Regions from separate parts of the Homo sapiens genome. Here region 2 is linked to region 1. A link is a contact called in ENCODE POLR2A ChIA-PET data. All regions are on one chromosome and are shown on one strand. Each heading gives the region's core, a stretch centred on a gene start or an enhancer-like site at or near the end of the contact. The rest is flanking DNA. Distances are from core to core; before and after follow the strand shown. Region 1 holds the start of SNHG7 (small nucleolar RNA host gene 7). Region 2 overlaps TRAF2 (TNF receptor associated factor 2).

The links. ChIA-PET counts read pairs that join two places held with the same protein, here RNA polymerase II (POLR2A).
Region 2: POLR2A ChIA-PET joins it to region 1 with 11 read pairs in activated CD8-positive, alpha-beta memory T cell. The contact joins the enhancer-like site here to the promoter of SNHG7 in region 1. POLR2A ChIA-PET finds 5 or more read pairs at or near these places in 4 of 52 experiments (AG04450, HEK293, activated CD8-positive, alpha-beta memory T cell and 1 more).

What each region holds. Positions count from the first base shown.
Region 1 is chr9:136,726,316-136,730,985 of GRCh38, reverse strand. SNHG7 (small nucleolar RNA host gene 7) reads left to right here and starts at 2,802. Exons shown (of 5, transcript NR_024543.1): 1 at 2,802-3,105; 2 at 3,900-3,940; 3 at 4,570-4,670. It overlaps LOC124900276 (cuticle collagen 2-like), which reads left to right and starts at 2,802. Exons shown (of 5, transcript XM_047424334.1): 1 at 2,802-3,105; 2 at 3,900-3,940; 3 at 4,570-4,670. SNORA17A (small nucleolar RNA, H/ACA box 17A) reads left to right here and starts at 4,107; the gene lies at 4,107-4,239. RefSeq lists an enhancer at 1,455-1,604 and silencers at 2,052-2,221, 2,375-3,054.
Region 2 is chr9:136,925,269-136,931,139 of GRCh38, reverse strand. TRAF2 (TNF receptor associated factor 2) reads right to left here. Exons shown (of 11, transcript NM_021138.4): 11 at 4,533-5,457. The coding sequence ends at 5,239. Among named protein-coding and RNA genes, the nearest start is that of FBXW5, 17 kb to the left of the region's middle. Within about 2 kb of position 2,323, at least 7 of the 41 ENCODE cell types and tissues checked have a DNase peak (open chromatin) inside an H3K27ac peak, as active enhancers do.

The DNA.
Region 1 (4,670 bases), core at 1,553-4,052:
ATACGCCCAACTTCGGCCTCCCAAAGTGCTGGGATTACAGACATGAGCCACTGCGCCCGGCCTGCCCTAACCATTTTTAAGTGCACACTCCAGTGGCATTAAGTACATTCACATTGTCGTGCGACCATCACCCCCATCATCTTCTCCAGAATTTTTTTTTTTGTTTTTTTGAGACGCTCTGTCGCCCAGGCTGGAGTGCAAAGGCTCGATCTTGGCTCACTGCAAACTCCGCCTCCCGGGTTCACGCCATTCTCCCACCTCAGCCTCCCAAGTAGCTGGGATTACAGGGTTGCGTCACTATGCCCGGCTAATTTTTGTATTTTTAGTAGAGACAGGGTTTCACCATGTTGGCCAGGATGGTCATGAACTCCTGACCTCAGGTGATCCGCCCGCCTCAGCCTCCCAAAGTGTTGGCCTTACAGGCGTGAGCCACCGCACCTAGCCTGGGCTGACCTGCACAGAAGTGCCATCTACCTACCCTCTGACCTCTGTCATGTGACCTGGGGCAGGGGATGTGACATCTCCACCTTCTAAGTACCCCACTGTCATGGGGTAGCTCCTCTCTCAGGTGCTGGGGCTCAGGTCCTCTCCTGGGTCTCAGCAGGTCATGGTCTGCTCCGGGGCTATGCATACTGGTTTCAGTAAGTGCTTGGTAGATCTACCCCGCAGCATGGAGCAAGTGCTGGGTCGGGTGCAATGGACTCAGTATCTCTGAAGGAGGAGATGTCTCTTGCCCTCTCTCCACAGCTAGAGCTTTCACTAGCTACAGAGCTACAGCCAACTCCTGCACCAGCTCAGAAGGTAGAGCCAGCTCCGGCTACAACTCGGGTGCTAGTTCCAGGATCAGAGCCAGCTCCAGCAACAGCTCCAGCAGCACACCCAGAGACAGGGGCAGCTCTGGTCACTTCTGTGCCGGCTCCACTATAGCTCCAGCATCCGCCCTCTAGCCAGGACCAGTTCCAAAACCATTTGCATGGTTAGGGCCAAATATCAGCATCAGGTTCAGAAAAAGAGCCAGGGCCAGCATCAGCTACAGGCCCAGCTTCAGCACCGCGGCTCACACCAGTGCGGGTTCCTGTACCAGCTCAAGAACTATGGCCACAGCCAGCACAACTCCAGATCTCACTCCAGCTGCCGCACCAGCTCTACCACCTACTCCAGAAACAGAGGCAGCTCTATCACCAAATCTGGTGCCACCTCCGGTGACTGCTCGGGCACCGGCTCCAAAACCACTTCCAGAGTTTCAGCCAGTTCCAGGTGTAGACCTCAAGCCAGTGCCAGGTTCAGAGGAAGGGCCAGCTGCAGCACCACCTCCAGAGCCAGAGCTGGCACCAGATATAAAGCGATGGCTGATTCCACAACCAGAACCAGAATTAGAGGCAGCTCCAGAGCTACAGCCATCTCAGACCTGCACCAGCTTCAGAACGAGAGCCAGAGTTCCTGCCAGCTCTAGAGCGAAATCCAATCAAGAACCAGCTCTAGCACCATATCCAGAGCTAGGACCAGCTCTGACACTTTTCCCAGGGCAAAGACTAGCAACAGCAACACAGCTAGAGGCAGCTCCAGAGCATCGGTCCCCGGGGCAGAGCCAGCTTGTCTCCAACAACCGTGTCAGTGCTAGGACAGAGCCTGCACCATCTCTGGAGGTGGAGCCTGCTGTGGTGCCAGCTCCAGCCCCAACACCAGAGCTAGAACCCAGCCTGCTGGTGGGGCCACACAGGGAGGAGCCTCAGACCGCGCAGTTGCAGCCCAGTTGCAAAGTGTCCTGGGGTCCTGCGCTGGGGCTTTTCTTAGGAGCCCTGGGGTGTTTTCTGGCTTTGCAAAGGCAATGAAAATTTGAGTTGAATTTATCACCAGCTCCTGCTCCCTCTAAGCCAGTACCCGAGCTGGAGCCAGCTCCTATGCCAGCTCCCGCACCCCGGCCTTCCTGGCCTTTGCCTGTGGCTGCAGAGAGCAGGCTGAGCCAGAAGCCTCATCTCCTGGTGTCCCCTCCAGGCCTAAGGCTAGAGCGGTCTGCGCTGTGCAATGCGGAGGCTGCCCAGCCCCAGGACAGCAGCGCGGCCTTCCTCCCGGCCCCTGCGGCTCAGGCCTGTCATCCCCTGCTCTGGAGCTCGCGTCCTGGTCCGAGTCCCGGCGGCTCCACCGTTCGCAGCCCGGCGACCGCGGCGAGTCGCTTGGCCGCGAGGCCTCGGTGTCCCGCCCTGCGCGGTGACCGAGGTCCCAGGACACAGCGCAGACAGGGCGCTAGTCAGGCCTGGCCGCGGTAATCCCGCCTGCCGGGACCCTCGCCCGCCTCAGCACTCATTAGGCGCCTGGTGTGTACCCGCGCCCATGGCCGACACCGGCAGAGCCCCTGGTGGGGAAGGGACGGAGCGCGTCGCGGGAGCCCCATGCTGCCCGGGGTGGGCGCTGCTCGACAGTCACGGGAGCCGCCCCAATGGCTGGGACCACCGGGACCCACGGGCTCGTGGAGCGTCCTCCTGACCCGGCCTGGGAATCCTCCGCGAAAACGGGGAGCCGCGCGTGTCCGTGGCGTGCCCGGCACCCGGCGGGTCGGAAACGGCGCGGCCCTGGCTGCTGGCCCCGTGGGGCGGTCGCGGTGCAGGACACGGGTCACGGCGCTGCCGCTGCTCTGCGTGGCGAACCCACACGCCCGCCCGCCAGCCACTGAGCAGCGCCCACGTGCGGGCGCGGGGAGCTGAACGGCCGGGGACCGCTGGGGGGCGCTGCTTGGGCGGGGCGGATTGACTCTTGCGGGCCGCCGTACGCGCTATAAAAGGCGCGGCGCTTCCCTTCTCGTCCTCTGCGTGCGCCGGAGGCTGCCGTGGCGGGTGGGCCGCCTGACTTCTCCTCCCGGCCAGTTCTCGAGCGCCTCACCGGGCCTCGCCCTGCAGCCTCGCTCTCGCTGGCGCTGCGCGGCCTAGGGGACTGGGCTGCTGGCCTCCGGGTGCGGGGTGGGGGCAGGCTCCGACCTGGGGCGTCCTGGCCGCGCGAGCCGCGGGATGGGGGCCCGGGCCGCGGAGGAGGCGCCGCTGGTGTGTCCCTTGGTGGAGAGGGCGCTGCCGGCCCTGCGCGGTTTCCAGCCAGGAAGCTTCGGGAAGCCTGGTGAGAGCTGAGTGCGCGAATTCGGATCTTAGAGAAAGGCACCCCGTTCACCCACGACCCTTCCGCTCCTGCCGCTGCTTCCCTGAGTCGCTCAGGCTGTGGGAAGATGTTTGTCGGCATCTTTGAAAAATTGATTTCTTATGCTGCGTCAGGTGGTTTCCTTGTCACTGTGGCTGCTCAGCGGGAGGCTGTTCTGGCGGGAGGAGGACTGCTCGGTTGTCTGGTGGGCATTCCGCCTCGTGGTCCTGGTCCCTTGATACCTGCAGGGGATCAGCAGCCCGCGTTTCGTGGCCACTGTGTTGTAACTCCAACTTCCCCTCCCGCAAATTAAGCGTAGAGTAAGGGGAGAGAGTAACATGGGTCGGATTTTTCTAGAACGGCCCTTGTGACAGTGAGCTTTTTGGTGGCAGGGAGCTTCTTTGGTCCGCCTTCCTGGAGACCAGATGCAGCAAAACGCAGTCTTTTTCTTTTCGAGACAGAGTCTCAGTTGCCCAGGCTGGAGTGCAGTGGCGCGATCTCAGCTCACTACCACCTCTGCCTCCTGGGTTCAAGCGACTTTCCTGCTTCAGCCTCCAGAGTAGCTGGGATTACAGGCGCCAGCCACTAGGCCAGCTAACTTTTTTTTTTTTTTTTTTTAGAGAGACGGGTTTCACCGTGTTGGCCAGGCTGGTTTTGAACTCCTGACCTCAAGTGATCTGCCCGCCTCGGCCTCCCAAAAAACGCAGTGTTTATGTGATGCTCCTCTGTGGTGTTTGCAAGATTTATACAAAATTGCGGTTTCTTTTTTTCTCTAGGACGTCTGCTCACTGGAGATGACACGTGCGTGGGGTGTTGGGTAAGTTGGTGCATTGGAGCTGGAACAGGGTCAATCCTCCAATGTAACTAAGCCCTCCTGTGCAACATCTTAAGTGACTGGAGGGACCAGTCGGTCTTGTGTTCACATTGAGGCTAGAAGCTGTCTCCAGGGGAGTAAAAACGGATTATTTAGTCTTCAACAGGACACTGCCCCTAGAGGCGTTGCAGCTGTGGCTGCCGTGTCACATCTGTGTCATTAGGTGGCAGAGATTAGAGAGGCTATGTCTACGCTCAGCGTTCTGCCCCGTGAACGTTTGAATGTTTGATAGTCTCACACTCCTGTTTTGTGGACAGGCATCTGTTTTCCTTCGCTGGTATCTGGGAGAGAGGGTGGGCCCTGTGAGTGGGCTTTCTAACTCTCGCGCTGGGCTAGGCTGGCCTCTAGGGGTCTGAAGGGATAGTGGGAAGGTGGAGGGTGCCTTCACCAGGAGCAGCCTTCATGAGTGAGTTTTAAGAACCTGTGAGGATCGGTCAGGTCAGGTGAGGTACGCGCTGGATCATGCCGTACACCGTGTCAGGATCACGCAGGACAGGACTGGGGAAGGGTTTGCTGGCGTCTCGGTTAATAGCAGTAACGGCAGCCGCTTGTGTTCTTGATTCTTTGCCAAGCATTCTTGTTATTTAACACGGGAAGGAGGTGACTTCGCCTGTGATGGACTTCCAGTGTGAGCACTGGCCAGAGTGACCAGGCTGACCAGCACCAGCCCTGA
Region 2 (5,871 bases), core at 1,074-3,573, 200 kb before region 1:
TGGTGAAACCCCGACTCTACTAAAAATACAAAAAAATTACCTGGGTGTGGTGGCATGCACCTGTAATCCCAAATACTTGGAAGGCTGGGGCAGGAGAATCGCTTGAACCAAGGAGTCAGAGGTTGCAGTGAGCCAAGATGGGTCACTGTACTCCAGTCTGGTGACAGAGCGAGAGTCTGTCTCAAAAAAAAAAAAAAAAAAAAAAAAAAAAAAAAAACTCTATCTCTACTAAAAATTTAAAAAATTAACCGAGTGTGGTGGTGTGCCTGTGGTCCCAGCTACTTGGGATGCTTGAGGTGGGAAGACCTGCTTGAGCCTGAGGTCTCGAGGGTGCAGTGAGGTAGGATTTGTACCACTGCACTCCAGCCTAGGCAACAGAACGAGACTGTGACTGTCTTTAAAAAAAAAAAAAAAAAAAAAAAAAAAAAAAGGGCAGGGCAGGGCAAACGAAAAAAAAGAGAAAAGAAAACGAAAAGAAAAAAGGAAGGAGGGAGGGAGGAAAAAGGAAAAAAAGAAAAAGAGAAACAAGAATAAAGTTTGGCCAGGTACAGTGACACATGCCTATAATCCCAGCACTTTGGGAGTCCAAGACAGGACAGTGTGAGACCAGGAGTCTGAGACCACCCTGGGCAACATAGTGATATTCTGTCTCTACAAAAATTAAAGAAAATAAGCTGAGCACGATGGTGTGAACCTGTAGTCGCAGCTACTTGGGAGGCCTAGGTGGGAGGATCACTGGAGCTCAGGGGTTTGAGGCTGCAGTGAGGTAGGACTGCGCCATTGCGCTCCAGCCTGGGTGACAGAGCAAGACCCTATATCTTAAAAAGAAATTAAAAAAGAATGCTGACAACACAAAGTGCCCACAAGGATGTGGAGCAGCGGGAACTGTGGCTCATGCTGGCATTCCACAACAGGCTACAGCTATTCTGGAAAGTGCTTGGCAGTTTCTTTTGAATTTAAAAATACACTTACTGTGTGATCCAGCAGCCCCACTGCTAACTACCTTAATGAAATAAAAACTTGCTCAACAACCTGTACACAAATGTTTATAGCAGCTCTATTCAGACCTGCAAAACATTAGAAACAACCCAAACACCCTTCAACAGGTGACGAGACAAACTGATCCATCCATAGAGCACTACTCCAAAAAAAACAAAAAAAAAAGAGAGAAAACAAATGCTGATGCACGCATCCTGATCAGTCTCAGCGGCGTTCTGCAGATCTCGCTGCTCCCAGCCACGCATTGTAGGACTCCATTATGGGACCTTCTTGGAAAGACATAACTACAGTGGTGGAGGACAGGTGTGTGGCTGCCACGGGTCGGGGTGGTGACTATGGGGAAAGTGGAACAGTCTTCTGAGATGGCAGGGCTCGCCTGTCTCCCAGGTATGGTGCTTACCCACATCTGCACAGGTGTGAACATCCATGGAATTGAATGTTCCATGAACAAAACAAAAGAACAAATCAATTTTACTACGTGAAATTTAAAAATGTTATTAGGGGCCAGGTGCAACACCTGCAATCCCAGCACTTTGGGAGGCTGAGGTGGGCAGATCACCTGAGGTCAGCAGTTCGAGACCAGCCTGGCCAACATGGTAAAGCCCTGTCTCTACTAAAAATACAAAAATTAGCCAGGCGTGGTGGCTCACAGCTGTAATCCCAGCTACTCAGGAAGCTGAGGCAGGAGAATTGCTTGAACCTGGGAGGCGGAGGCTGCAGTGAGCCGAGATTGTGCCATTGTATTCCAGCCAGGAAGACAGAACGAGATTCCGTCTCAAAAAAAAAAAAAAAAAAAAAAAACACTTCCTGAGGGAGATGTAAGGTGACACAAAAGTTCGGCAATTCCTCCAAGAGCTGAACAAGCGGCCCAGCAGCTCTACTCCTCGGTATAAATATTCAAGAGAAATGAAAACAAATACACGTCCCCATAAAAACTTGTTCACAAATGTTCACAGCAGCATTTTCAGAGTAGCCAAAAAGTAGAAACCACCCAAATGTCCAGCAACGGATGAATGGATAAATAAGGTGTGGTGCATCCATACAAGAGATTATTCAGCCATTAGAAGGAATGAAACTCCAATGCATGCTGCAACACACAGGAACCATGAAAATATCTTGCTGAGTAAAAGCAAAGGCCACATTCACATGAATGTCCTGAGTAGGCAAATCTATAGAGACAGAAGGTAGGTTTATGGCTGGCTGTCAGGGGCTGAGCGGGAGGGAACAGTGACTGCTAAGGGAAGGTTTCTCTGCAGGGTGATGAAATGTCCCAAAATTAGGTAGTGACGATGGTACCTCTGTGGGTTTGCACAGAGCCTGTCACTTCCCCAGAAGGCCATGAGGCGGCTGGGCCAGGCCTGCCCACGGGGCTGCTCCAGAGCATTTTGTCCCTCAAGGGCCTTGGTCTGCTTCGTGGGAGCCTCTTGGTGTGGCAGCCAGTGCCTAGGGAATTGTTCCGAGTGCAGACCTCTGCCCCTTCTGCAGCCTGGAGCCCGATGCTGCTCTCACTGCGTGGGGGGTGCGGTCCTCAGCTCTTCCCCAGGTTCTCCAGACCTCCATCTCCACTGCAGGGAGGTGAGGGCCAGGAGGACCATCCGGCTGCTCTGGCAAAGGACCTCCAAGGTAGCTGCTCTGCCCCGTCTTTCAGTTGATCCACTTTTAGACTCTGCTCCATGCCAGGGCCTCCCGGTGTGGCCAGCTTCCCCCTCAGCCCTCTTCTGCTCAGCAGCCACCCACCAACCCACTTCCCACCTTCCAAAATGGGTTCAAATCCTTTGTGGGATGTTGGCTTCTTCCCCATCTTTGTCCCTGGGGGAGGATTTTTTTTTGGTCCATTCCTCTCATTTCACAGTTCCATTTCGTTTTAAGTGAGAAGAGATGACCTCAATCAATCTGTTTTAACAAACTGCAGTGACCCAGCAAAACCTGTCACATACAAACAAATCCCCAAATATAGAAGCCCAGTATGTTAAAGACAAAACTTCACAATCATTAGACGAAAACATGACAGTGGTTTCCAGCCTCAGGGAAGGTCAGGATGTTCTGAGTCGGTCGGAAATAGCACCATTCATAAAGGATAAGATCAGCTGATCATGTGTAAGGCTTAAGCTTCTGCACATCAGGAGCAACAGAAACGCAGTTCAAAGACACAACCGAGAATCCGTAATCAGGAATATCAGGAACTCCTACCAACCAGCAGAATAAGACCCAGACCAACAACCAGAAGAAAAATGAGAAAAAGACATCAACAGGCAATTCGCACGGGAGAGAATCCAAGGGAGAGGTAAGCGTGGTAAAGACGCCTGACTCCGCCGAGTCATCAGAGAAACGCACGTGACAGCGATGCCACTTCACTTCACACACAGCACGCTGCAGCATCTCAATTCCAACAACACGAAGCACGGGCAGGGATGGGAGGGATGGGAGTGATGGGAACCCTCCCCCTGGTGCTGGTGGAAGGACCGGATGCAGCCCCTCTGCAAAGCAAGCTGGCAACTGCTAAAAAGGGGAGGCCTAGAAACCACCAACCCTCCTTCCAGGTTGACAGGAGACCCACGAGAGCAGGTCTGGCTATCTCCAGTCACCAAACCCTGAAGACACGGGAAGAGACTGGAAGGTGCTCTCTAGGGAACTCACACACGGCAGTCAGAATCCACCATGTAGAGTGCCCAGCACAAGATGCATTAAAAGTAGCCAGGCTGAGTCAAAAGCCCAGCTACCTGCAGCTGACCCAGTGGATGGTTTCTGCATTTTTAATGCAATATTCTTATTTGTGAATACAGAAACGTACAGATGCAAAATTCTAAAGCCCAAAGAGAACCGGAACGCCTCAATTCCCGCCACGTGGCCTGGGGAGCTGAGGTGAGGCCGGGAAAGGGAACAGCAGGGCTCTGCAATGCTTGCTCTTTAGGCCCAGTACACACTCACGGAACACAGACAATGCCCGTCGGTCAGCTCCGTGCCTGAGTTATTTTCTGTACTTTTCTGTGGTCAACTTCTCAAACTACAGCAGTGCGTGAAGACGTCGAGAGGGGACAGCACTTTATCCTGGACCCCGATACAGATGCCCAGTAGGTCCCAGCACGGCTGCCCTGACACCGAGTGTGAAGCCGTGCCTACGCCTGCCTGCACTGTCCCAAAAACACACCACAGGGGCGGTGCAGCCAGGACCCTCGGTGTGGCCAGGACCCCCCGGGTGCAGCCAGGATGCTCGGTGGAGCCTGTGCACAGAAAGGCAGGACCAGGGCTGGCTCATCCTCATTCTGCTCTCACAGGAGTCCCTGGGGAGGCCCAGGAGAGGAGATGGACAGGGAAGAACATTCCAGAAGAGGGAACAAGGCTCGAGAAGAGGGAGCTTACATCAGGTGAGGAACAGAGAACACAGCCTGGCTAGCTAGAGAAGCAGGCAGGGGCTAGGCACCCCGTGGGGAGGGGTCTGTGAGAGGAGAGGCCAGGAGGACCCGCAGAGGGTCACCACTGCCAAGGCTGGAAGCCGCAGGCAACCTGGAATCAAATGGATGCCACTGACCACAGAGATTTGAATGGTTTAATAACTCTGTCTTCGTGAGCTGGATGGCAAGCTCTCACACTTTACCCGCAGGCTGTGCTGTGCACCTCCCACACAGTGGTCTGAGCAGAGGCGGCGTGGGACCAGACCCTCTCCCACAGCCAGCCTGGCCAAGGTGGCACAGACCAGAGCTCTGTGCAGACAAGCACCCAGGGGTCTAGGAATGCTCCCTTCTCTCCAGGGGCCAGAGGGGAGAACCAAGCTGCTCAGCCTTCCTTGCTCTGGCCAGCAGGAGGCCCTTCTCCTGGAGCAGCCCTCGTTTCTGCCTGTCATGCCCGAGGGACACAAGGCCATCCACTGTGCTCCTGCTACATGGGCACTGCTGGGATGTGCTCCCACTCTGAGTGTCCCCCACCCAGGGCCTCTCCCTTCACTGCACAGGACAGCAAGGGCAGCTTGTGCTGGGAAGCACCCGAAGACCCTCGGCCAATGCCACCACAGCCCTTGGCTAAGACCGTCTGCCAAGCCCCTCCGCAGTCTCTGAAATCTGAGGACTGGCTGGTGGCTCCTTCCCCCGTGACAGTGAACTTGGCTGCAGGCCGACACCCTCCCAAGCGCCCAAGCGCGGCCCCTGCCCACTTGTACAGTGAGACCCTGGCCCAGCGTGGTGGCCCCTCCGTGAGCCGGCTGTGCCTGGCTGCCCCCAACCCCCAGACACCAGTAGGGGGCAGTTAGAGCCCTGTCAGGTCCACAATGGCCTTGATGAAGATGGCATCGTCCCGCACGTAGGAATTCTTTGCCTCCATCTTGGAGACGGGGCAGAAGAGGGGGCAGCCGCTTGCGATGTTCATGTCGTTGACTGGCCTCTGAAAAGAGGATGAAGTCACGTCGGGCCTGAAGGCGTCAATCACGTGCTCCCGGTTATTCTGGTCGAGCAGCATTAAGGTCACCTGGAGGAGAGAGCCCCAGGGAGGGGACACAGGTCTGTGGGCCGTCTCTCTCTGGCTCCCGAGGGTCTGGACACTGGCAGGGCCACCAGCAGGAGGCCATCCCAGGACCCAGGCCAGAGGCTGAGGCCCAGCCGAGACCACGTGGTGGGCGGCCTTGCTCCTGCCACAGCGCCCGGGCTCCCCAGCCCTCCCCAGCCACCGGCATTCCGCTTCTCTCTGGGGAATCTGTGTCCATTCTGGCCTTTCCTGTCCACTGACATCTGGAGTCCTAGACTAAAGCTTACCACTCCTGAACTTGAATTATTATTAGGAAAATGCAAAAAATAACACATCTGGCAAAGACATTTTCTTGCCAAAGAGATCATGAAGCACCCACTGCCCACTCGTGAAGAGCACTTTTCAGGGAGAACCTGA